Linked DNA regions of Mus musculus: all the other regions are linked to region 1. A link is a loop called in an ENCODE intact Hi-C map of the cell type or tissue named here. Cell type or tissue: heart. All regions are shown on one strand.

Region 1 (8,000 bases):
AGAAGGAAGGAAAGGAAATAGTCCAAATAAAGCAATATGAGGCAAAAACCAAACCAAACCAAACCAAAGCAAAATCTTCAAAACTACCAGAGTTCACTTTGTGCTGGTCATCTCCGGCTCAGCATGGGGCCTACCCTTAAGTGTCATTCTACACCCAGTGAGACTCTCTAGAAAAAACTACTTTTCTCTTTGCAAGTGGTTGTCTATTGCAGATAGCTTCTGGATTAGAATTTGAACTCGAGTTACCTTCCTTCCCAGGACCACATCTTCTTGGATCTGTGCAGGCTCTGAGCATGCTGCCACAGTCTCTGTGAGCTCAAATGTGCCTCAGTCCTGTTGTGTCTGGAAGGCAGTGTGTTCTTGGTGTCGCCAACTGTAGGCTTAAATGTTTTCAAAACCTACTTTATTTAGGGTTCTTAAACGCTTCAACCTCCCTTCTAGCCCACCGACCAGGGGTAAGGGAGAAAGACGGTTAATAGAAGGGAGTTGTGGGCCTGTTTAGAAGTAGCTCCTTGGGGCAATTACACTCTTTGTTGTCAGGATATCAGCAGTGTAGTCCAATAGCAAACACCAAACATGTATCAATAATGATCCAGAAAGTCCAGAATCAGATGGAATACCACATGATGTTCTTTGGCGTGTTCCTATCCTCGAAGCGAAGACCAACAAAGACTAATGAAGACCAACAATGTAAAAGCGTCCTCTCACTGTTTGGGGGTTCCATTTCTATTCCTTCTCACCATTACTTGCCCTCTTAAGTGTCTGTTTTCAGCAAACCATCAGATGCCCCCTCACAAGACAGTGTCCAGGAAAAACATCACATGACACAGCTGAGTTGTTAAAGAGTCCAGAAATTTCCACTTCACCCAGCCTCACGAGCTCTTACAATGTTTCCTCCTCCTTTTCCACAGGGTTCCCTGAGCCCTGAAGGGAGGGGTCAGATGAAGTGTCCCAAGGTCTCACTCTCTGCACATTGTCCAGTTGTGTGGCCCATCCTTTTGAAAAAATTTTCAGAAAAGTAAGGGGTAATGGCAAAGTTAACAGACCTAAAAGAAGGACCTGTTTTATGCAAAAGTGTCCCACTTATACAAACATATGTAAGAACCATATTCATAACTATTTTCATTTTAATTTTTCCAATGTACATCACCACTTCCATTCACTGCAGCAGAGCTTAGGAGAGATGAGAGATCAAGTGGTCCGCCCTCTAGAGCTGCCTGTCGTTTGGATCACGTTCACACCTCCTGCGTTCATCTGAACAGGGCTGGTGAAGCCTGAGGAGTTGAGGCTCAATATCGGGTGACTTTCCAGTCCTCTCTGATCATCTTTTCATTGTGCAGGAAGGTAGGCCTGTGCTCCTGTGTGCTGCTATAACTTCCTAGCAGGATGGACGATAGGGGAGAAGCACGTATGCTCTCAGACTATTGGGGGAAAAAAATGGACCAAGGAACTAAATTCCATCCCCCGCCGCCAGGAGCCCTGTGCTGGGGAAAAAGAATGGCTGAAGTCCCAAGCCCAGGGGGAAGTCATGTCCTTAGAACCTCACACAGCTCTGACAGCTTAGCAGGGCTAAGACAATGATGGCAGGACCTCATTTGGACTATGACTGCCTGTGTACGCATGCCTCCTGCATACATTAAGCATACCCATTAACTCAGCATGCTGGGAGGGAGACTTGGGGGTCACTAGACTCCTTTCTTTGTTCTTTTTCCAGGTCTAGCCACACATGAGTAAGTCCCCTTTCTCTCCTTTTCACTCTCAGCTCTTTTACGAACATGGTGGGAACTGATGTTGGAGCAGAGCTTGTTGAATCTTTCAGAGCATGGCTCTGACCCTAACAGGAGCTTCAGTAACTGTGGGTCCAGCCTCCTTCCATAGTCTGCTCTTTTGTTCAATGAGAGTCTGCGTTTTTAATTCTCCCATAATAAGAAAGTTTTCTTAGACATAAAATATGTCTGCCTTCCCTGAAGTTTCTTTCTAAGATAAATTCCATGAGGCTGCTTCCACTGAGTGTTCAATGTGACAAAAGCCACTCAGTAGTCACGCTTCGGAAGAAGAGCGAGTTCTTTCTCCGCATCCCTTCAGCTCGGCTTCGCAAGTCTTCTTTAGTGGCGATTCTCACACTTCCACTGTTTGCTTCTTCACAGTTCCTCTTCCCAGAATGTCACAGCAGACTTCTTGTCCGATGCCTCACTCCCTCACTGTGTCTGCTCCTGGACTTAGGAGGCTCATGTAGTCAGCATCTTTTTACATGGTTTAGACTTGGGCGTCAGCAGATGCAACGACAAACATCTCTGGCAAAAAATAATCTAGGACGGTTCCAAAGTGCGCACCAACTTGCCAGAAATTCTTCAACAGCAAATAGGTGCTTCTGTACCGTTTTACGAAAGTGTGTGTGCATCAGTGCACAGGTCCATGTCTATGTGTGTTCAATGTGTGTACCCATGTGTGTGTATGCGCACATGTATGCATCTGTGTGCATGTGCATGTTTATGTGTGTGTACTCATGTCTGTGTACATATGTATGCATACATGTGTGTGCATGTCTACGTGTGTGTACTTGTGTCCCATGTATGTACCCATGTGTGTGTGCACACATGTATGCATCTGTGTGCATGTGCATGTTTATGTGTCTGTATTCGCATGTGTGTGTGCATGTGTGGAGGGCAGAAGACAACTCAGAACAGTCAGTTCTCTCCTATCGTATGGGTCCTGGGGATCTAACTAGGGTTGCAAGGCTGGGAGGTAAGCACTTCTACCCCGTAAGCAATCACACCGGCTCATCTTGTAATTTTTGTCAGCCAAGCTCCATAGGTTGTTAAGCATTGAGTCAAATGTCGATCAGTAAAAGCCAGCTATTGGCCTTGGGCAGGACACTAGGATTGAAGTTGTGCTATGTCCCCTTACATGCTTACTTTGGGCTGTTTGTCAACACTCCCTAAAATAGGAGGGTGGCTCCTTGGTCTTTGATGTAAGCCCTTCCATCCATTTCATATGTTCTCTCCTTCCTTCCTCCCCTCCTTCCCCCATCAGGAGGTTTTTCTTTGTAGCATTAACATGTTCAATGAGAGTGGCATCAATGTCTCTCTCAGGTCCCTTAATGCAGACCCATCAGGATCATGCATGTGTTTCGCTCAACCGCTTTTTGAGACACAAGATTTGAGAGACAAGCAGGTCACTGACTTCAAGAGCCCACTTTCTCCGAAAGGGCCTCTTGCTTTATTCTGCAGAAAGATGAGAGTGCTCTGACTTCACCTTTGGCTTGCTTTCACAACAGCAGCTCTTGGTTTGATGTTCTAGTTTAGGGTTTTGTTTAGTAGAAAACTGTGCCACTGAGCTCTTCTGAGAAAGCTCCAGGGGGTGTTTTAGGCCATTCTCACTAGAGGGCACCACACTCTACTATTGTGTCCTGGGTCAACTCTACACCCAGGGCGTGTACTTGGTCTAAGTCTAAGCTTAGGGTTGTGGAAAACTTTTGAGTGTACATAATAACATCCAGAGAGACTAGGACCATCTCAATTAAGGCTGAGTGGGCTTTCTGGACTTCCGTTGGGAAGGCTCTCAAGTCCCGCTTCAGGGTTCACCCTCAAGTTGGGGATTCTGGTGCTTCAGCAAATTCAAAGGCTCTGGAGACACAGCTGAGCCACAGGGACTTCAAGAGGCTCAAGCCAATGTGCTTTCCAGAAACTTCTATAACTCTGCTCTTTTGATAAGGGAGAGAAGCCTAAAGTCATTGTTTACTCGAAGTTGGAAGACTTGGCATACAGACCAATGCAACCGACCCCTCAGAGAAAATCGCTCTATTCTGCGGTCATTTTTTTCCTTCCCGCTCTTAGACCAGCAAGGCTCAGAACGTGACTTACATCTCCTTTCGCTAGACTACCCACACAATTACGGTATTAAGCTGAGTCCAGTGCAGCTGCAGCTGGGGCCATGCGTTATGCAGAACCCTGGGCATCTACTAAAGGGGTCTTGGAGCTCAAACAGCCCGAGCCTCCGGCTGGGACTGTGGAGGAGGACAACAATAGCTTTTCAGGATCCCGCACCATTAGGAAGTGGAGTGGTTCTCTGTATATCTTGATATCTGGGTCAGATGCAAGAGGAGACAGAGTGAGAATTGGTAAAACAGCATCCCTCCTCACTCAGACTCCGGGAGCAACGCTAGCTAGCATTTTACCATTTACACCTCGACCTTGTTCTTGCCTGCATCTAGAGAAAATTATGAAGTAGACATGTTTCTTGTCTGACTTCCTCATAGTCACAGCATGACCTCGTCCAAGGCTGCTGTTCTGTGAGATTGCTTGTGGCAGGCAAGGAGACCCATGGCTTAGCTCTGAGCAGCAGGCCAGCTCCTGTCAACATCCAAAGAGAAGCTTTCTCAGGCTAGCTCCTGTCTGTCTCAAAAGATCTTCCCTTACTGGCCTGTGTAGTCTTTCTGCCTAGTTCTCATAAGAAAGGTCTCTGCATGTTAGAGTTCGTCTCCACATGGAGAATTGCTGCTGATCCACACAGAAGTGTGTGTGTGTGTGTGTGTGTGTGTGTGTGTGTGTGTGTGTGTGTGTGTGTGGTGTATATGTGGGGGCTGGGGATGGGTGTATATGTGGGGTGTGTGTGGTGTGTATATTTGGTGTGAGGTGTGTGTGTGGGGGGTGTATATGTGGGGGTGGGGGTGTGTATATGTGGTGTGAGGTGTATGTGGTATGTGTGTGGTGTATATATGTGGTGTGTGTGGGGTGTGGGGGTGTATATATGGTGTGGGGGTGTATATGTGGTGTGGGGGCTATGTTTGTGTGGTGTATATGTGGTATGTGTATGTGTGATTGTGTGGTGTGTATATGTGGTGTGTATGTGTATATGGTGTGTGTGTGTGTGGTGTGTATGGCATGTGTGTGAATGTGTGGTGTGTGTACATGTGTGTATATGACATGTATGTGTGAATGTGTGGTGTGTGTATATATGTGTGAGATATGTGTATATGGTATGTGTGTGTGTGAATGTGTGGTGTGTGTGCAGATGCCAGAGATTCTTAGGGCTTGACTTCTTTGAATGGCTTAACTGTCACATCATTTTGTCACTTTACAGCTGTGTTTTATGGCCTTTAAGTATCTGTATCCTGGGTCCCGTATGACTTTTCAGGACAGGGATGGGATCTAGCTCAGTAGTGCAGTAACAGCCTATGATGCATAGGATCAGAGTTTGATCCTGGTCTCTTAAAGGTGTGGGCACCATAGCCAAATTGTGGCAGGGTTCCCCAAGGCTAGAAGCTAAGCCTTAATGAGTCTTAACTTATTCCCAAATCCTTCTCCAAACCTATGCCTTTATTCTCCTGCTATCTACACAGGCCCTCACCCCAGGACAGGTTCTTCAGAATGTTCCTTCTTCAGAGCCATCATAGGCTTCACAGATGTGTCTACTAAAATCCCACCTTTTGAGTAAACATCCAAAGCAAAGTCTTCTGAGTCCAACCAGGCGCGCTCTCTCTCTCCCTCTCTCTCTCTCACACACACACACATACCATACACACTCTCCACACACAGCTGGAGAATGAACTCTACTATGTATAGTCCAAGCATTCCGCATGCCTCCACTTGGCCCCATCCATCCTTCAATTCTTCTGGTGGTCATTTTTAGTTGGTTGGCACATGGATTCTCTCCAGCAAGAACCATTACGATAGCCTCTAGAATGTGATTGGCTGAATATGTAGACATGGTGGTTTTAATTGTTGGGTTATTTGGCTTCCAACCAAGTCAGAGCTGGATCTCCATTTGAATTTCCAAATTCCCACTGTCACGAGGAGGTGAAACCTAATGGGAGCCTAGCCTATGACACCTGCCTGCCTTTCTGATTCCCATCCAACCTGCATGCTCGCTCTTGAGAGATAAAAAGTAAAAGATGAACCCGTGTTATGCCGTGACGCTCCAAGGTAACAAATTACAGCCATGTAGCAAATGAGCACAGAATTAGGCAACCTTTTCTACATATTCTCATGTCATTTCTTACCCTGGTCTCTCATCACCAAAATGAAATTAATCTTCATTCTTTTGTAAGTTCCTCAGGTGTAGTCCAAAAGCACTGTATTTCAGATGGGCAGCTAAAAATCCCAACACTTGTTAGAAAGCCAGTAACAGTACTGATCACGCAACTTCAAGACTCTCATGCCTTGATTTTCCTGATAAGTCTGGCCAGAGTCTAAGGACTTGGTAATATGTAAACACGTTGATTAGAATACATAGATACTTGAGCTCACAAGAGGCACCATCTGGACTTTCAAAGGAATGGCTTTTGAGAAGATCTATTTTTAATCATGTGTGTACACACATGTGGGTGAGGATACCCACAGAGGCCGAAAGCACCAGATCCCCCCAAAGCTGGAGTTACAGGCGTTGCTGGGAACCAACTCAGGTCCTTTCGAAAGCATACACACTGTCCCATTAAGCCTTCTCTCCAAGTCCCAGAAAGTTGATTCTGTCAAAAAGATTAAAAGGCAAAATACTCTAATCTATTAGTGAGACATAACGGGTTTGTCCTTTGTTTAAATTTTTGCTGTTGACAGTAGGAGCTAAGACAGAAGCTTATGCAACCCTAAAAGCAGCGAGGAAAAGTGGGCCCCAAGGAAAGGCCCTGCATAGGGCACCCATGCCAAATGCCACTGCCTACCCCATAGGAGGCCGTTCTAGAACTTAAAAGATTCCATTTTTATGCAGATTTTTTTCTGAGGTAAGAAACAAGGGGGACCCCTTTTGTCTCATCTTTCTATACCTCCACAAGTGTTAAATAAGAATCCTCCCACCTAAGGTATCATTAGGAAAAGTAGTCTGCTTTGAGTATTGTCCTTGAAAGTTTATCCTTAAGAAAAGTGACTCAGCAAATGTTTTCCCATTCATGTAAGAATGAAGCCATGGACATGGGATTCCCTACTAATGGTGTGGGTTGTTTGCTTGCCTAAGATTTATTTTATTATGAGTGTTTTACCTAAGTGTGTGTCTGTGTACCATATACATGCCTGGTGCCCATAGAGGTGGGCATCAGACCCGCTGGAACTGAAGCTATGGATGGGGGTAAGCTATCATGTGGGTGCTAGGAACCAAGCCCAGATCTCCTGTGAGAGCAGCTAGTGCTCTTAATGGAGCCATATCCCCAGGCCTATTAAACTTGTTTTAAGCATCAATGAGAACAGAAGAACATTGGCTGAAGAGGATGACTTCTCATTCTGCAGAAAGAGTTCCCTGCGTGGCTTGTAGTGACAGGCCTACCTCTGAAGTCCATTTAACAGAGGAAGAAAACAGCCCAGGAAAGAAAATCTTATTCCCAAGAAGGTCTTCTGTTCCTTTGGGTTATCCTGGAAGTCGGGTGCTTTCCCAGCAGCCCATTTGCCCCGGTCAGGGTCAAGCATAGGAATCCAACTAAAGGTTCAGGAACAAAGAAACTTGGAGTTACCGACCCAGTCCCTGCTCCCAGCCTGTAGGGTCATCTTTCGATATCGAGGTCTAGTCATGGACTCAACTCACAATTTCCAGTCCACACATGGACCTCTTGAAGTCACTGACTTGAAAAGCCTTGGCTGTGACTACTGTGGGCTTTGTGCTTGACCACAGGGCAGGACCTACGCTCATGGATGTGGGTAGAAAAGTGGACTGCATCCAGATTTTTGAGGGCAGGGTCTCCACAAATCAGGCCAGAAAATCCAAGCCCCAGAACACACTCCTACTCCTAAAATCCAGTACTCACGGGACCCCAGAGCTGGAAGCCAGATCCTTACTTTAGAATCGTAGGTGATAACTAGTAAGCTCCCACACAAGGAATTCATTGTGACGTCTAACTAGCTGGTGCCCCATTCTTGACGCTGATATTTTTCAAGGTACTGTCTCCCCAACAGCAGCTTCTGGATTCTCTTCCACAGGCTGAACTATATTCCCAGCAGGGCATAGGTGTCGCCAGCCTCATCTATGCCCCTGACTTTCCATAGTCTGATAAGCAGGATCTCCTTCATGTTTTCAGA
Region 2 (8,000 bases), 200 kb after region 1:
GGGAGGGAGAGAGTGTGTATACATCACTTCGAAACATCATCAAGCTATTTATATATGCAACATATTTATGTACATACAGGTGCGTGTGGTTATGTGCCAGTGCGCAAGTGAATGAACACACACACACACACACACACACACGTTTGAGCAACCATGTGGAGGTCAGAAGTCTATGTTGAGTGTCTTTCTCAATTATTGCCTATCTCATTTATTTTTAGACATAATTTTCTCACTGAACATAGAGCTGTTTCTGTTAGACTGTTTGGCCAGCAAGCCCCGAGATGGAGTTCCCTGTCTTCATCTCTCCAAGGCCTGGACTGAAGCTGTGTGCCACAGCGCCTGGGTTTGTCTTTTGTTTTCACATGGGATTGAACTCGGGTCTCCTTTCTTACTCACAAAGCATTTAACCAACAGAGCTATCTCCCCAGCCCTCATTTGGTTGGTTTTAAATATCATTGATCACCTGCCAATTTGTGGTTTGTGTTCATCATGGGCCCAGTGATCTTTTTGAGGATGTGTGTGGAACTTTGTTCTCTCATTTTTAAAGAAAAGATGCTCTCAGATTCTTTAGCACAATTTCCATCTAAAGGTAGGACCCATGTGCCTTGCCGAACACTTGGATCTGTGTGAGTTCTGTGTGCTGGGCCATTAGCACATAATAGAGCAAAGCTTTGCTGGATTCCATGTACAAGCCTTAAGAGATGGGGTTCTACTTCCTGTCTTCAGAGTGTCCTCTTAGAAGTCACTGTGTTCTGAAGCAGCTTGAGTTATGCTCAGCTCTTCCCACCTTTCTGATTGAAATGCAGATGTGTGTGAATGAGGAAGCCATACTGGATGGCCAGCCAGAACCGTGAGTTAGGTTAGAACCTAACTCAGCTGTCATCTGACTTCCATCTTTCACCAGGAGAGAGTCCAGGAAAGAACGGTGCCATTGTGTCTGGACAAGGACCGTGAACCAGTTTGGGGTGGTTTATGGAGCAGCAGGGGAATGGCTCCTAGAAGTAATGATAGTGTCTGCCTTATAGTCAGTCATAGAGCAGAGTCAGCCTGCTTCTGGCTTCGGAGTGAAGGGATTACATGATCATTTTCTCCATAACCTTAGATGTAAAAAGTGAAATTTCTTTCCTATAGTCTGGAATAAAATAGATAATCATGTCTCCTGTCCTGATCTGCCCTCTAATTTGGTCTCTTTTTTTTTCTTACAAATTTGGGTTTCCAAGAAGTGATAACTAAGTGTTATCATCTGAGGTTAACCAGATGCAGGTGGGGGCTACTGGGTAGATGGTTTTAAAGTAACACCCGTTCCTTTTCTCATTTCCCCTCCTCCTCCTCCTCCTCCTCCTCCTCCTCCTCCTCCTCCTCCTTCTTTTCTCTCTCTCTCTCTCTCTGCTTCTCTCTCTCCCTTCCTTCCTCCTCCACTTCTCTCTGTGTTTTAAGTACAGCCAGTTCATTTTGACTTAAAGTAAGTATACTCTATTCAGCCTTCATGATGCAGACAGAAAAATCACTGGTCTGGTTAGTCCCATGGTAACGAAAATGAAACACCAGACGCTAAAGTGATTCAAGGCAAAATTCCCTTTGAGAATCTTTATCAGGTCTGTGTGTGCAAAAAGCAGCCGAACAAATGTTGTAGACTACGTAATTATTTCCCATGTAAACACTAGAGAATTGCAGGCTAGAGGGCCGGGGGCTGAAAGGTGCACGGTACCTTAATTATAGCCTTGCTAAGTTTGATTTTATAGACCGGCAAAACTCAAGTTTGATTTAAACCACACAGAAAGACATGATGCAAATTGGCCATGCCCTTTGTCCCAGACTCAGACGTCTGATCTTGCTTCAGTCCAGTGTTTTCCCTAGAAGGCAGACTTTTACTACCGTGACTGCTCAGCCTGTTTGCCACCCCACCCCCTCCATTCTGTTGTTCATCCTGGAAGACTTAACCAGGCAAGTCTACATAATCTTCCTAGTTCCCCTCCGATTTCTTCACCCCTTCAAACTGTTACTAGATACAGGGTTTGTCCCGGTCTGACCAGAGTAGGAGGGTAAATTCTTATTACCTGGTGAATGAAGCCCAGAATGGACTGTGATTAAACAAGAAACGGTGTGTTGAGCCTGGAATCAGCTTCTTTTGCTTTTCTACCTTCAATAAAGGTGTACAAAATGCCACAGGCTTTGCTCTTAGGCACCAAGATAAAAGGCCCTGAGGGTTGTAAGGGCATGCTGGTGGCGATAGATAAAGTAGGTTGCTGAAGTTGGGATCTGGCCAGCAGTTGTCTGTGATTTTCTCTGATGAGGACACGGGGGTACTTGGTATTTTTATGAGTGCTAGACTCCTCATCTTCCTTGGCGACAAGCCACTTTTAACTAACCTTTATGACTAGGCTAACCGTGGGGCCCCTCTGCCTCCCGGTGAGTCCAATCCACAGCTGCACTGACTTCTTGTCTTACCTTTCACAGATCTGGGAGGAGGCGTGACTGGGCTAGCCATGCAAGCTTGTTCTAGTGACTTTTAGCCTGGCTTTGCCTCTCGGGGTGCGGTACTTGCTTTCCACGTTGTGTGCCTTCTCGTGGGCTTGCACTGTTGGCAAGAACTAGAACAAAATAGGTATTTTGCCCCAAAGACAAACGCCACATTTTGGGTCACGGAGGGGTGCCTTTGTTTAGGAATACAAGGATGGGGAAAATGTATAATCCAGGATAATACTTTGAATGTAGCCAAGTCAGTGCAAAGATGTCGAGCGCACGAGCAGAACATAGGGCAGGGCCAAACAGGGCAGTGACCTATGGGGCTCCCAGCAGGTTCCTTGGGGTCAGAGGTGGAGAAGCCAGTGGTCAGAGAGGTTAGGGGACCTGGGACCCAATTCAGAGAATGCCTAGGGACTGACCTACGGAGGCCCAGCGGCGAGGTTGGCAGACAAGGGTGGGTGCTTCTAAACCCACCGCGGATCTGAGATCCCGCGGACACGCCAGGTCTCCTATGAAGGCAAGGACAGATTCCCCCCACGTGGACCTGAGACCCAGCAGACACGGCCAGATCCCCCCACGCGGATCTGAGACCCCGTGACCCCGCAGGCACCGGTGCGGCCGCGTGCTAGCGCAGCGGGAGCCGGCTGGGTCCCGCACGTTGCCACCCTCGCGCCGGCCGCCCTGTTTTCCTCGGATCTCACGGGGCCCCGCACTCGCTCTCGGCTCCTGTGGGGGCGCAGCCTGGTAGTGCAGGCCGTGGGCGGGGCCTCGAGCGGGGCGCTCGGGGATTGGCTGCTGGAATGGAGGCGGGGCCTGGGCCAGAGAAAACCCGCGCCCCGGCGGCTGCCATCCCAGCCGCGATCCGGAACCCCCGAGCCTCTCTTCTCGTCGCGCTCTCCCGTTCTTTCCAGTTTCTGCCCGCGCGCCCTCCGACGGGGTACCCTCCTCTCCTTGCAGCGCGAGCCGTCTCCTGTCCTGACTTTCCTCCCCGCTCCGTGCAGCCGGGCCGTAGCGGCGATGCGCCTCATCCAGAACATGTGTACCATCGCAGAGTACCCCGCCCCAGGCAGCACCGCTGCCGACTGCTGCCTGGGGGCTGCGGGCCGCCGGCTCGTTAAGATCGCCGTGGTAGGGGCCAGCGGCGTGGGCAAGACCGGTGAGTCCATGCGAGGAACCCGCTTGGTGGAGGGGCGGGACGTGGGAGACCCCCGCTCGGACTGGAACTGAGAGACGGTGGGCGTTGCAGTGGGATCCTCTGCCTCTTCATGTCTCTGCTTTAACGAAGAGGGTCACTGGGGCCCAGAGCGTCCCGCCGACTTTCGGGCCAGAGTAGAACTTTGGGGCTTTGGGCTTTTGGCAGGATCTGGGGCGGAATGGGGGAGCTAGTGATTGTAACCCCTCCAGGAGTTCCGTAAGGTTAGGAAGAAGTTTGCCTGCTGGAAGGCTTAGGTGTGGCCCAGCTGGGCTCCGCGGAGGGGCTGGGCCTCAAGACCCTTCCTGCTGGCAGAGCTGTAATTCACTCCTACCTCCTTGTGTCTGGTAGAGGGTCAAGGAGCCCTCGGTGGCCGGCTGTGACTTTCTTTGGAAGAGTTGTTTTCCAGGTGGGGGTGGGGTGGAGAACCGTCTAACTTAGTGGGTTAACAGTCTGTTTTCTTTTCTGAATTGCAGCTTTGGTGGTCCGATTCCTCACTAAACGATTCATCGGGGACTACGAACGAAATGCAGGTGAGGAAACGTACGGAGACCAACCCTGTTGGGATGGCCGCCCTCATTTCTCAGTACCTTTAAGGACACTTCCTTCAGAGTGACAGTGTTTAGCATCAAGATTCTGCTACTTCCAATTCTGCACGCCCCCTCCCCCTCCCCCTTCCCCCTCCCCCCAGCTGCCATCTGGCCTCATTCCATTCTTGGCGCATTCATCATTTTATCAAGTGCCCGAAAGTATTCCCTGTGGTATGTTTTAACTATAGGGACCCCAGTTGGAAGCACCGTTTGTACTCCAAGGCCTTGTCCTTTAAAACATGCCTGCAAAAGTCATAAAAAAAAAAAATACCCAACCAAACAAAAAACCCAGCTGCAAGCTCCTCCCCCACCCTCTCCCTCTGCTGGCTGCCTTTCAGGGGCGACCTTTGAAAGCAAAGGCCAAAGAAGAGTTGTAAGCCTAAAGTTCTTTCCTTAACAAAGACAAATAAGTAGCTGCTATGATTCTAGCAGGGGGAGAGCAAATTGCTTAACTAAGTAGACTGTATGGTTAAATTAGTAGACTTGTATTAAGTACCAGTTGGGGATTTAGTTGAAATGAGCCATATAAGCTGTCCCAAGATAAGACCTGGTGGCCTTCTGCTTTGATATAGAGCTGATCAGAATCATGGCACATATTCATGCTAAGAGGGATGCTAACTGTGCATTTACTAACCGTGTTTGCTTATGAAGCTATTGTGGGCAAAATATAACTGTTCAGAGAATGATAATATAAAATAAAAACAGAAACCCTGCGTATACTGAGCCAGAAACTTTCCTCCGTGGAACTACTCTAAATATGGAAACTCAGTTAAAATTAGACCAGCAAGTTTCTAAAAACCCACAAACTTTGACCTACTTTTGATAAAATTTGATAATCTACTAGCAGGGGCTTAAGACTGCACGTGGCCTTTAAACAAGATCTGAATTAAGTGCATTAACTAGAAGTAAATCACATCTTTCTCTTGTGTGTATCGGTGCAAGTCGTGGTACATTAAAAACAAACAAACAAACAAACAAAAACCCAAACCATAATGTTTCCCGAGGCTGCACATGAAAGAGGAACACACTCTCCTTTCTCTGTCTTCATAGGTAATCTCTACACAAGACAAGTTCACATAGAAGGAGAAACGCTGGCTATTCAGGTCCAGGACACTCCGGGCATCCAGGTGAGACACTGATGCTGACAGGGCCAGAGCAGACACCGGCGGCTGAGGCACTGCTCACTTGTTTAAGTGTAAGGGACACGAGATGTGGGCAGTCAGGTCTAGACGGTACTTGTGGTTTGACAGTTAAATTGTACCTGACCGCAGGTCAGCCTTGGCCCGGTTCAGTTTGGGGAGCTGGGAGAAGAAGGGGAGCCCCTCTTGTAGGAGGGGAATCACCGGAGCAGGGGGAACCAAACCAGCCCTTAGAATTGGCAGTACTTCCTTCCTTTGGTTTTTATTTATGTGCCTTTGGCATCAAAACCCAAATATTCAGGCCCAGTCTCCAACACCCGGAATCACTTTTATGTTGTGGAAAGTTTCTCTGTAGACAAAAGAGCTCTGCTAGGATTTTTTCCCCCCTTCCCCGTCCTGAACTGGGCAGTTATCCAGGTTTAAATGCTTCCAGCTCCTATCTTCCCCAGACTTACTGTCTAGCCAGTTAATTTCCCATTTTGTGCAACTACAAAGTCGCTCTGCGTGGAGTTCTCTGCAGGTCCATTTTCCACTTGAGTGTGGTGAGCTGCCCTGTTATTTATTCCCTCCAAGCAGCTGGATCAACATATTGTTAAGAAAGCCCAAGTGTGTGGGGAATAGAACTTGTTTACAACCCGTAACCCGCCATCCATCGCTATGAAGGGTTCTTTTGAATTGAGGGATGTGCTGTGGCCAGAGCTCAGTGCCGTGCCCACTGCTAGCTGCTCACCTTGCTCTCCCTCTTCTCCTCAGGTGCACGAGAATGGCTTGAGTTGCAGCGAGCAGTTGAATCGCTGCATTCGCTGGGCAGATGCCGTCGTCCTCGTGTTCTCCATCACGGACCACAAGAGCTACGAACTCATTAGCCAGCTCCACCAGCACGTGCAGCAGCTGCACCCGGGCACTCGGCTGCCTGTGGTGTTGGTGGCTAACAAAGCTGACCTCCTACACGTCAAGCAGGTGGACCCTCAGCTTGGCCTGCAACTGGCCAGCATGCTCGGCTGCTCCTTCTATGAAGTATCTGTCAGTGAAAATTACAACGACGTCTACAATGCTTTCCATGTCCTGTGCAAAGAAGTGAGCCCCAAGCAGCAGCCCAGCAGCACCCCCGAGAAACGCAGAACTTCCCTCATCCCCAGACCCAAGTCGCCCAACATGCAAGACCTGAAGAGGAGGTTTAAGCAGGCTCTGTCTGCCAAAGTGAGGACTGTCACGTCGGTCTGAGGCACGACTCCTGGAGGGGGTTTGGTCTTCTGGGCAGAAAGCCCGAGGTTCTTCTTAGATGGGACCATGGCAGGCTGACAGCAGTTATGGTTCCAGAAAGAGCAGTGGCAGAGGGGCCTGAGGGGCCTTTTGGAATTCTGCAACAAAGGAAGTGAGGACAGATGGACGGATGCGGGACTGATCTGCCAAGTCGTTTACGTGGGGATGGGGCATGCTTTTGTTCCTCACTGTCTTCTAAGTGATGGTCAGGTGCACCAAAAACATGGATGTGGATTGGGGTGGGGAGGAGAACAAAGAACATCATGGGCTTTCTCTCTCTCCCAAGGGGAGGGTTTGCTTTTCTCATTGACTCCAACGTGTTCTCTTTACAGGATAACTTTCTGACTTGAAGGATATCTAGGTTTCTTTAAGAACAAGGAGGGACTCTCCCCACCCCATAAAGTTCAAGTTTTAGACCAAAATATTCCGTGTACAGACACCCGTGAGCTGTGGTCTGTAGGAAGGTGCTTGGTCTCCTGACACAAGATGGGCACCGGGGTTGAGTAGCTGTGAAAAACTCAGCTGTGGGTTGCCTAACGTGACGATGTATAGTCGTGTGTGTTGTTGTTGTTGTTGTTTTTCTTCTTTAAACTGTGGCATCAGGTACAGAAAAAAGTGTTAGTTGATGGTGGCGTGGTTTGTGTAAATGACCCATGGCAATGACGTTGGGTTGCTTCCTGGGCCTGGCTGAGTCGTGGCTATGGGTGCTGAGATACTGAGATGCTGTTTTCAAGAGTGACCAGATGCAGGGCTACCTGCCGAATCCCCTACACAGATGCACTTTAAGAAGCCGTTTAAGCTTTGGCTCAAACTGTAATTAATTTATTTTATGTACAATAAATCTCTCATTTGATAAGAACAGACATCTGACTGGGTCTTTATTGAAATGTTTTCCTTCTGCCCTCCAGGACGCAGTTTTTAGAATCCTGTGTTTATTGAGCAAGTTGAGTCAGGGAACAGGCTGACATTATATCTCACAACATGTGATCAGTGAGGTACATTTTATTATCCACATTTTACACAGTACAAAAAAATATCCTTGCAGAACAAACTCACTAACATGAAGTCTACAACCTGCAAACATTGTTGCTTGTAACCTGGCCTTTCTATTCCAGAGTTGTATGTCTCCGTTTCTTCATGGTCTTCTGGGTAGACCTACTGTGTGTGTGCACATCACAGTAGAGCTGCTGTGGGTGTGTCTGCTTCTCCACAGAAGCAGTGCTTCTTCATGCTTGGTGCACTCCGTGAAGCTTTTTGGGGCACGCCGTGTCCGCAGGCTACACTTTAGTCTCATAGTAAGAGCTTACAGCCATTGCAGCTATTCAGGGGCTATTCCCGTGACGCGATTGT
Region 3 (8,000 bases), 76 kb after region 1:
GAGCTCGGTTACAGCTGAGACACTGAGAAGAAATGCATTGTCTTCTCAGGGCATCCAGCCACATTAATGTCACTGGACAGGAAGAAGCAGGAAACCTGCGTCTTCAAGCAGAAAGGGAAAATGACAAGGCTGCGGGAGCCATCGGCTAAGGAGATTTGTACCACCAAGCAGGCAGCTAGCTACCTCTCTGGGACCTCCTGCGTTTGCTCTGCTGGCCTGGACCAGCACAGAGAGCTGGGGCCAGCCCCAGCAGGTCTCAACTCCACCTGAGCTAACACATGGCTCCTTAATGTGCTGTGCCATGTGTTGATCTTGCAACAGAATGTGGGACAGAAGATTTAAAGAGCTGTGTGATGGGGGAAGGGCAGCCAGATCACCTTACCTGAGGCCTACTTAATCAGGCCTCCTCAGATTTCCTTTAGATGCTAGCATTACTGTCTAACTTGGTGGCGGAGGGGGGTGGGGGCGGGGATGGATTCCCCAAAATGGAAAAACAAAACAAAACAAAAAAAAAAAAAAAAACAGTGTTCCAGTTTGAAGGGGGTCTAAGGGGGTGAGGATACAGAAAGTACAGGCAGAACACACACCCTCCTCAACTCCCACACCCCAGTGCCTTACCCCTGACCTCCCTATGGCTCCCACAAGTGGGGGTGCTAGCTGAGTACACTCAGTGGCCCCAAGGGCTAGAAACTGGTCCCGAGGAAACTAAACAGAACTGGAAAGTAATGGGGGAAATCTAAATTAAAGTGACTGCTGGGTAACACCCCCCCCCAGACCCCCACCCTATCAGACAGACCAGGCAGTGTCCAAGCTAAAAGGAGAGGAGGCGGGGCAGGACAACCCCTGCAGACTTCCTCACACCTACAGCCACTCACTCCCAGGGCCTGCAAACGTTCCTGTCTCCTTATAATCTCCTGCATGCAGGTGGGGAAACTGAGGCCTCCAGAACAAATTGCCATGCTTTTCCGATACCAGGTTTTAGTTCACCTCTCTAACCAGATTCTTCACTTGGAATTTTTATTTTTTATTTATTTTTTATTTTTTGGTCACAGCTTTCATGTCTATCCAATTTCTCCTGGTAAGAGCACTGCTGTTGCAAAGTGAATCTTAAATACAATCAAGGCTGAACTCCAGAAGGAGCAGAGGACAGTCGGCGAGTCCAGTAAGGGTTTATTTACTGCACCAGAAGGATTTGCTTCCTTCCACTCCGGGCTCGTACCCTCATGGTCCTCCCTCGGGACTTCGCTGTGCAGCCACCTCGCACCCTCCACCTCCACCCCCACCCACCACCCGCACCGCAACTCGAGGGCGGGGGCATGGGGCCGCCCTGGGGATCCCTGGGATCCGCTCGGGGTCCCCGGCTGGGACAGAGGTGGGGGGGACTGCGGTCAGCCGGCCCAGCCTCGGGACCGGGAACTTCTGGCCGCACGGCCCCCACGACCGCGGCGCGCGTGCAGCTCCAGCCCGGGGTTCCCTTTCTTTGCCTGGCTCGCTGCGGGCGCGACCCCCGGAGGCTCGGCGGCCACTCACCATATTACAGATGGAGGCGATGTTTCGGACAGTCATTAGTCTAAAGGTTGCAGCGATCGCGCACCGCCATCTTTACCAGGGGAAAACGGGACTGTCCATGGTGGCGCGCAGCGAGGCCGGGTGGCGGCGAGGCGGCCTGGGGCCGGCTTGCAGTGGGGTTGGGCGAGCGAGGCCGGGCGGCGGCGAGGGCGGGGCGGCGGCGCGGGGCGGGGAGTGGCGGAGCGACGCAGCCCGGGCCGCGGCCGGCGGGAGGAGGAGCCCGGAGCCGGGAGGCGCGGAACCGAGGCCACTGCTATGCTCCCGCTGCCAGCCAGGACCCGCTCGGCTGACCCCACTGGAAGCCGTTCTTGCTCCTCTGCCCTAGGGTCCCGCTCGGTGCCAGCTGCACCGTAAGGCCAGCCCCGAGCAAACCCAGCACCGCGGCCTTTCCGCCGGACCCAGGACCGTACCGGGCACTGGGCTGGGGACCTACACCGCGGGGACACGGGCGTGCTCGCTTCCCGGTTTCCCTCTGCCCGTTTCTGCTGGTGTCCAGCAAGCCTTGGGCGTTAGGGATTAGCTAGTGGAGGATATGAATAAGGGTCTAAGGGTGAGTGTAGTCAACTTTAAAGTTTCTCTCCAGGGTTCTAGCCAGATGGCATCCGCCGGAACCCGAAAAGTAAAATGAGACCAGGACATGGGCGTGGCCAGAAAGCCCTAGCCAGCAGCAACCCAGCTGCCTAGGGAAAGGTTCCCAGAAAGGAAAGAATTCCGGGTCTAAGCAGGCACACTCGGGAGATTTGTGACATTAGCAGGTACAGAGGAAATGGCCAGGTTCTGGGCGGTACTAGAGGCTGTCCAGGAAATACCAAAACAAAACTTTCCTATCTCCCATCCTCGGAGCTCCTGATCTCAGTTTTGTTTGAGCTTTTACACCTTCCTGCGGAGGCCCAGACTGCAGGCTCAGGGTGCACACTGTACACACCACTTGAGGGATATGTTCGTGAGAACTGAAAGAGTTCATTTCAAACATGGGGAATAATTGTGCAGACAAGTTTGCAGTCCCAAGCTTTCCACAGGGAAGTTGTGCATGTGAAACGTGATAAATTCCCAAACCAATGTATTTTGTGGAGAATTAAATTAGGAGAGAAATTAATATAATTGAAGACAGCTCTGTCTAGCCAAGAGTAACATACTGGGGGCTGGGGGGCTAGGGTTATACACATAACATGAGAGCCATCCATCCATTGGTAATTCTTCTAGGATCTGGGGTGGAAATAGAAGACAAAACCACTGACTGAAGGGTGAGGGTGGGGGACGGGTCACATGGATACTGTATTTTTCAGTGTGTAGAAGGATTAATATTCCTGCTCACAATGACTCATTCTACCTGAATTTTACTTTCATTCTTTTTTACTGCTGTCAGTTACGACTCTTCCAGCTTCTACATGATTAGTTAATAGACATGGTTAGCTCCATAAGGCTTACAGAGCAGGTATCCAACCCAGCTCTGTGTTTCTCAAATAAATAGTACAGATAAAGGCATGCTAAACTTAGGAGGGGCACCATTTGAGGAGGGGGCAGGGGAGGGGGACCATCGATAAAACACCCTAACTATGACTGGCCAGAACACAGTAAGGTCCTGAAAAGCTTAAAGACTGAGAAATGTCACAAGCTGAAGGCCTCAGCTTTGTGCGTGGTTAGTCTAAAGCTTTCATGCTTTCTAATGATAAGCTTTGCGATTTTTTCCAATATGAATGCACTGAGTGCAAGGCCTACAGGGGTTAAAACACAATTGAGAGCTGGGGAGATGGCTCAGTCTATAAAGTGCTTACTGCACAAGTACAGATCTCTAGACTCACGTCCTGCCCCCCGCCCGAGTCCACACCCACAGGTAAAGAAACACAGTCATGGTGTATAACTATCCCAGTGCTGGAGAGGCAGAGAGAGAACACAGAGATGGGCTGGTATTTGCTGCCCAGCCAGACTAGTCAAATCACAAGCTACATATTCAGGCAAGACCCTCTCTGTCTCAAACAAGTAAAGTGCAAGGGGTAGAGAGATGGCTGGATGGTTAGGAGTGCACACTGCTCTTCCAGAGGACCTGACGTCAATTCCCATCACCCACTTAGGGTGGCTCACAAGTACCTGTAACTTCAGCTACAAGGTATCCCATGGTTTCTGGACCATGGCACCTACATCATATGCACATACCACCTACACACACACACACACACACACATCCATAATTAAAAATCAAATAAATCGGGCTGGAAAGATGTCGCAGTTGTTAAGAGCACTGACTGCTCTTCTAAAGGTCCTGAGTTCAAATCCCAGCAACCATCCTTAATGAGATCTGACGCCATCTTCTGGTGTGTCTGAAGACATCTTAAAAAATATTTTTTTAAAATAAAAAGAAAATGCCAATTTTTTAAAGGGGGGGGCCTGGTAAGATAGCACAGTGGGTAAAAGCACTGACCACTCTTCCAAAGATCCTGAGTTCAAATCCCAGCAACCACAAGGTGGCTCACAACCACCAGTAATGAGATCTGATGCCCTCTTCTGGAGTGAGCGGGGCCAACCAGAGGGAGCAGAGGTCCTAAATTCAATTCCCAACAACCACGTGAAGGCTCACAACCATCTGTACAGCTACAGTGTACTCATAGACATAAAATAAATAAATCTTTTTAAAAAATCAAATAAATCAGCTGGGCGGTGGTGGCGCACACCTTTAGTCCCAGCACTTGGGGAGACAGAGGCAGGCAGATTTCTGAGTTCAAGGCCAGCCTGGTCTACAGAGTGAGTTCCAGGACAGCCAGGGCAATATAGAGAAACCCTGTCTCAAAAAAACAAAACAAACAAACAAAAAAAAATCAAATAAATCTTTAAACAAACAAAAAAAAAATAAGGCAGAAAGGAGGGAGACATCCAACATCAACCTCAGGCTTTGACACATACAACGCACTCACACATGAACATACACATATGTTTACACACACAAACACCACTGGCACAGAGAAAACCAACCAGGACCTGGCCCTGGGTGCTGTGCCAACAAGAAAAAGGATTGTTTGGGTACCCTCTAAACACCTAAAACCAAGTAGACTGTAGACAGGTTGAAATCTGGGTGTGGTGCAGTGTAATCCAGCACTCGAGAGGCTGAGTCAGAGGGACTGCCACATGTTCAAAGCCCACCTGGGCTACATAGTGAGTATCAGGCCAGCCAGGGAGAGGTAAGAAGATTCTGTTTACCTCTGGAAGAAGAAGGAAAAAAAAAGTTGAAAGGCTATGGGTTAGTCAGCAAATCAATCGAACACTGCAGAGTTTATCCAACTCATGAATGATTAAATGTGTTTTACAATTCGGCAAGGTTGATATAAACAAGTCTCAATTACAGAAGGCTCTTGGATTAGAAAATTGTAACCCTGGCTTCACTGAGTGGAGAACTACCCAGGTAGGAAGAGGTCAAACCTCACAGATGGTGCCTAGCTAATGAGTGGATTTTGAGGGAAAGTGTGTCTCTATAGAGACTACAGCTGATGTGAGATCTATGGCTGGAAAAGAATAGCCAGGACATGGAAAAATGGTTTCTAGGCCAGCATCAACCTAAGTGGAGCAGAGCGAGGCAGCCACTCCAGGTAGTGTGCTCCCTGCTGTAAAGTGCGACCCATCGGCTAGCACTGGCATTACCTAGGATGTGGTAACTTGTATAGTTACAAGTCTCAGAACAGGTCTAACTCTACTTCAGCCAACCCTTGTGATGGAATTCACCATGTGCCCACCCTGGAATTATTCTGTGTCTTCCAGTAGCCACTGCCAGACCTACTCTGGGAAAGATCCCTCTCCCATGCTGTCTTAGTCAGGGTTTGTATTCCTGCACAAAACACCATGACCAAGAAGCAAGTTGGGGAGGAAAGAGTTTATTCAGCTTACACTTCCACATTACTGTTCATCACCAAAGGAAGTCAGGGCTGGAACTCACACAGGGCAGGAACCTGAAGGCAGAAACTGATGCAGAGGCCATGGAGAGGTGCTGTTTACTGGATTGCTTCCCCTGGTTCACTCAGCCCAGGCACCACCCACAATGGGCTCTCCCACCCTTGATCACTAATTGAGAAAATGCCTTACAGTTGGATCTCATGGAGGCATTTCCTCAAGGGAGATACACAGAACTGACCAGTGCACGTGCTCAAACCCTAGGGTTCAAATGAAAGAAAGAAAGAAAGAAAGAAAGAAAGAAAGAAAGAAAGAAAGAAAGAAAGAAAGAAAGAAAAGGCCAGGCGTGGTGGTGCACACTTTTAATCCCAGCTCTTGGGAGGTCTTATAAAAAAAAACAAAAAAAAAAACAAAAAACAAAAAACATTTAATTGGGGCTGGCTTACAGGTTCAAAGGTTCAGTCCATTATCATCAAGGTGAGAACATGGCAGTATCCAGGCAGTCATGGCACAGGCAGAGCTGAGAGTTCTATGTCTTCATCCAAAGGCTGCTAGTGGAAGACAAATTTCTGAGTTCGAGGCCAGCCTGGTCTACAGAGTGAGTTCCAGAACAGCCAGGGCTCTACAGAGAAACCCTGTCTCAAAAAAAAAAAAAAAAAAAAAAAAAAAAAAAAAAAGCCCAAAACCCAAGGGTTCAGGTATGTCTTACCTTGCACCTAGAGTGAGAAGGAACCTCATGGTCCAGCTACAGAGACTGATTTCTTCAGTAAAAAGTCAGCCCTGGGACTTCATGTGTACATGTGTGTGTAGGGATGTGTGCAAGTGTGTGTGTGGGGGGGTGTGTGTATGTGTGTGTGTGTGTGTAGGGTTGTGTGTGTGTGTGTGTGTGTGTGTGTGTGTGTGTGTGTGTAGGCAAGGTTAATATTGGGTGTCTTTGGAGGCTGGAGAGATGGCTCAGTGGTTAAGAACACTGACAGTGGCTCACAACCATCTGTAATGGGAACCAACGCCCTCTTCTGGTGTGTCTGAGGACAGCTACAGAGTACACACACAAAAAAAAATAAATAATTAACAACATCAACAAGAATAATTTGGGTGTCTTCCTCAATTAGTTTCTACCTTATTTTTTTTTTTTTTTGAGCCAACGCATCTCACTGTGCGCCCTTCCCAGCCTTGAGCAGGCTGAACGGACCTTCCACGTTTGCCACTGGATGGACCTTACAGACCTAGGTGGAGTCGTCCACCTTGGTTGCATGTGCCACTTCCTACAGGAACTTAGAAGAATAGACTGCCCACTGAACTTGCTTTGCAACATAATCCAGATGAAACAAAGGATGGGTGTCTGTGGGCTTGCCCTATAGAAATGCAGTGCTGAATATTAAACTTGGAGCTTTGATTGGAACCTTGTCTTGGCTTCATCCTTCTCATGCCCCCCCCCCTTTCATTTCCAGTCCCCCTTTCAGGTACACCCAGTTCAACCATGGCCTCTGGACGGCTACATCACTGAAACTGGAGCTCACTAATTTAGCTAGGCTGGTTGGGCAGTGAGCCCCAGGAACCCTCCTATCATTGCTTCTGCAGGGCTGGTGTGGCAACCTGCTCATCTTTGCACGTGGGTGCAAGTGATCCAAACTCAGGTCTCATGCTTCTGTTGCAAGGCCTTTACCCACTGGACAATGTTCCCCGGATGCATTACAGGGTCTCACTCTGTGGACCAGGCTGGCACCCATGACCCAGAATGAAGCCAACACTGGAAAATGGCCCAAGACCTGGAAGAAAGATTCTATCGTTGTTCATTCTATTGCTGCCATATCTAAATTCCAGACTTTTCAGTAACCGAGAGCAGTGAAATTATTCTTTTCCCTGACCAGTTCAAACTGAGCATCTACCACTGGAGACGCAAAGAATCCTAAGGTAGCAGTGTCTCCCGGCTCCCAGGACTCAGGAAGCTCATTCAGAAGCCACAGATGATGCTCCTGTCTCTCCTCTGCTCTCTAGCCAGACAGCTCAGGGTCTGCCTCCCAGATTGCCCCTCACACATTCAGTGCTCTCCACCCCTCATCTGATACGAAGGGGTAGTCCGGTGTCTTTTGCCCCCATGTGACACTTGAGGAACCGGTGCATTGTCCATTGGAGCCATTATCCCTCAGTCAGCCAACCAACACTAGACACTCTCAGCTCTCCAGTCTGAGCACAGCAGCCGTGACTTGGGACAAACCCCGACGGTGGGTTTTGGAGCTGTTTCGATGCTAGCAGTGCCTCTGCCACTTTTGGAATACTGTTAGTATAAAGTAAGGCCAGCTTTGGAGTGAGCATGACATCAGAATTCCTCTAATGCAGTGATTCTCAACTTGGAAGCCAAACAACCCTTTCACAGGGGTTGCCTAAGACCATCAGAAAACACAGATGTTTACATAACGATTCATAACAGAAGCATAACTACAGTTAGGAAGTAGCAATGAAATGATTTTATGGCTAGGGTCACCATAACATGAGGAACTGCATTAAAGGGTTGTAGCATTAGGAAGGCTGAGAACCATGGCTCTAATGGGATA

Evidence for each region. Hi-C counts contacts between places; a loop is a spot of excess contacts. Peaks named below come from ENCODE experiments on the same cell type or tissue, not always from the same donor. Only the 100,000 strongest peaks of a DNase experiment are listed, where the experiment ranks them.
Region 2: it touches region 1 in a loop (2.2-fold over the local background); 4 of 42 quality-filtered maps call a loop at or near these places.
Region 3: it touches region 1 in a loop (1.9-fold over the local background); 7 of 42 quality-filtered maps call a loop at or near these places.

The regions. Positions count from the first base shown.
Region 1 is chr5:73,990,342-73,998,341 of GRCm38, forward strand. No RefSeq gene overlaps it. Among named protein-coding and RNA genes, the nearest start is that of Usp46os1, 20 kb to the right of the region's middle. In heart, a CTCF peak has its summit at 3,373 (motif pointing right); no DNase peak of the experiment used is centred here; H3K27ac peaks cover 543 bases.
Region 2 is chr5:74,191,969-74,199,968 of GRCm38, forward strand. It overlaps Rasl11b (RAS-like, family 11, member B), which reads left to right and starts at 3,358. Exons shown (of 4, transcript NM_026878.1): 1 at 3,358-3,622; 2 at 4,135-4,191; 3 at 5,299-5,375; 4 at 6,141-7,509. The coding sequence starts at 3,484. The coding sequence ends at 6,611. In heart, CTCF peaks have their summits at 3,186 and 4,588 (motif pointing left); DNase peaks (open chromatin) are centred at 3,253 and 6,163; H3K4me3 peaks cover 4,652 bases; H3K27ac peaks cover 5,241 bases.
Region 3 is chr5:74,066,720-74,074,719 of GRCm38, forward strand. It overlaps Usp46 (ubiquitin specific peptidase 46), which reads right to left and starts at 1,692. Exons shown (of 9, transcript NM_177561.3): 1 at 1,531-1,692. The coding sequence starts at 1,566. In heart, CTCF peaks have their summits at 1,843 and 4,035 (motif pointing left); DNase peaks (open chromatin) are centred at 152, 812, 1,742 and 2,162; H3K4me3 peaks cover 2,793 bases; H3K27ac peaks cover 2,959 bases.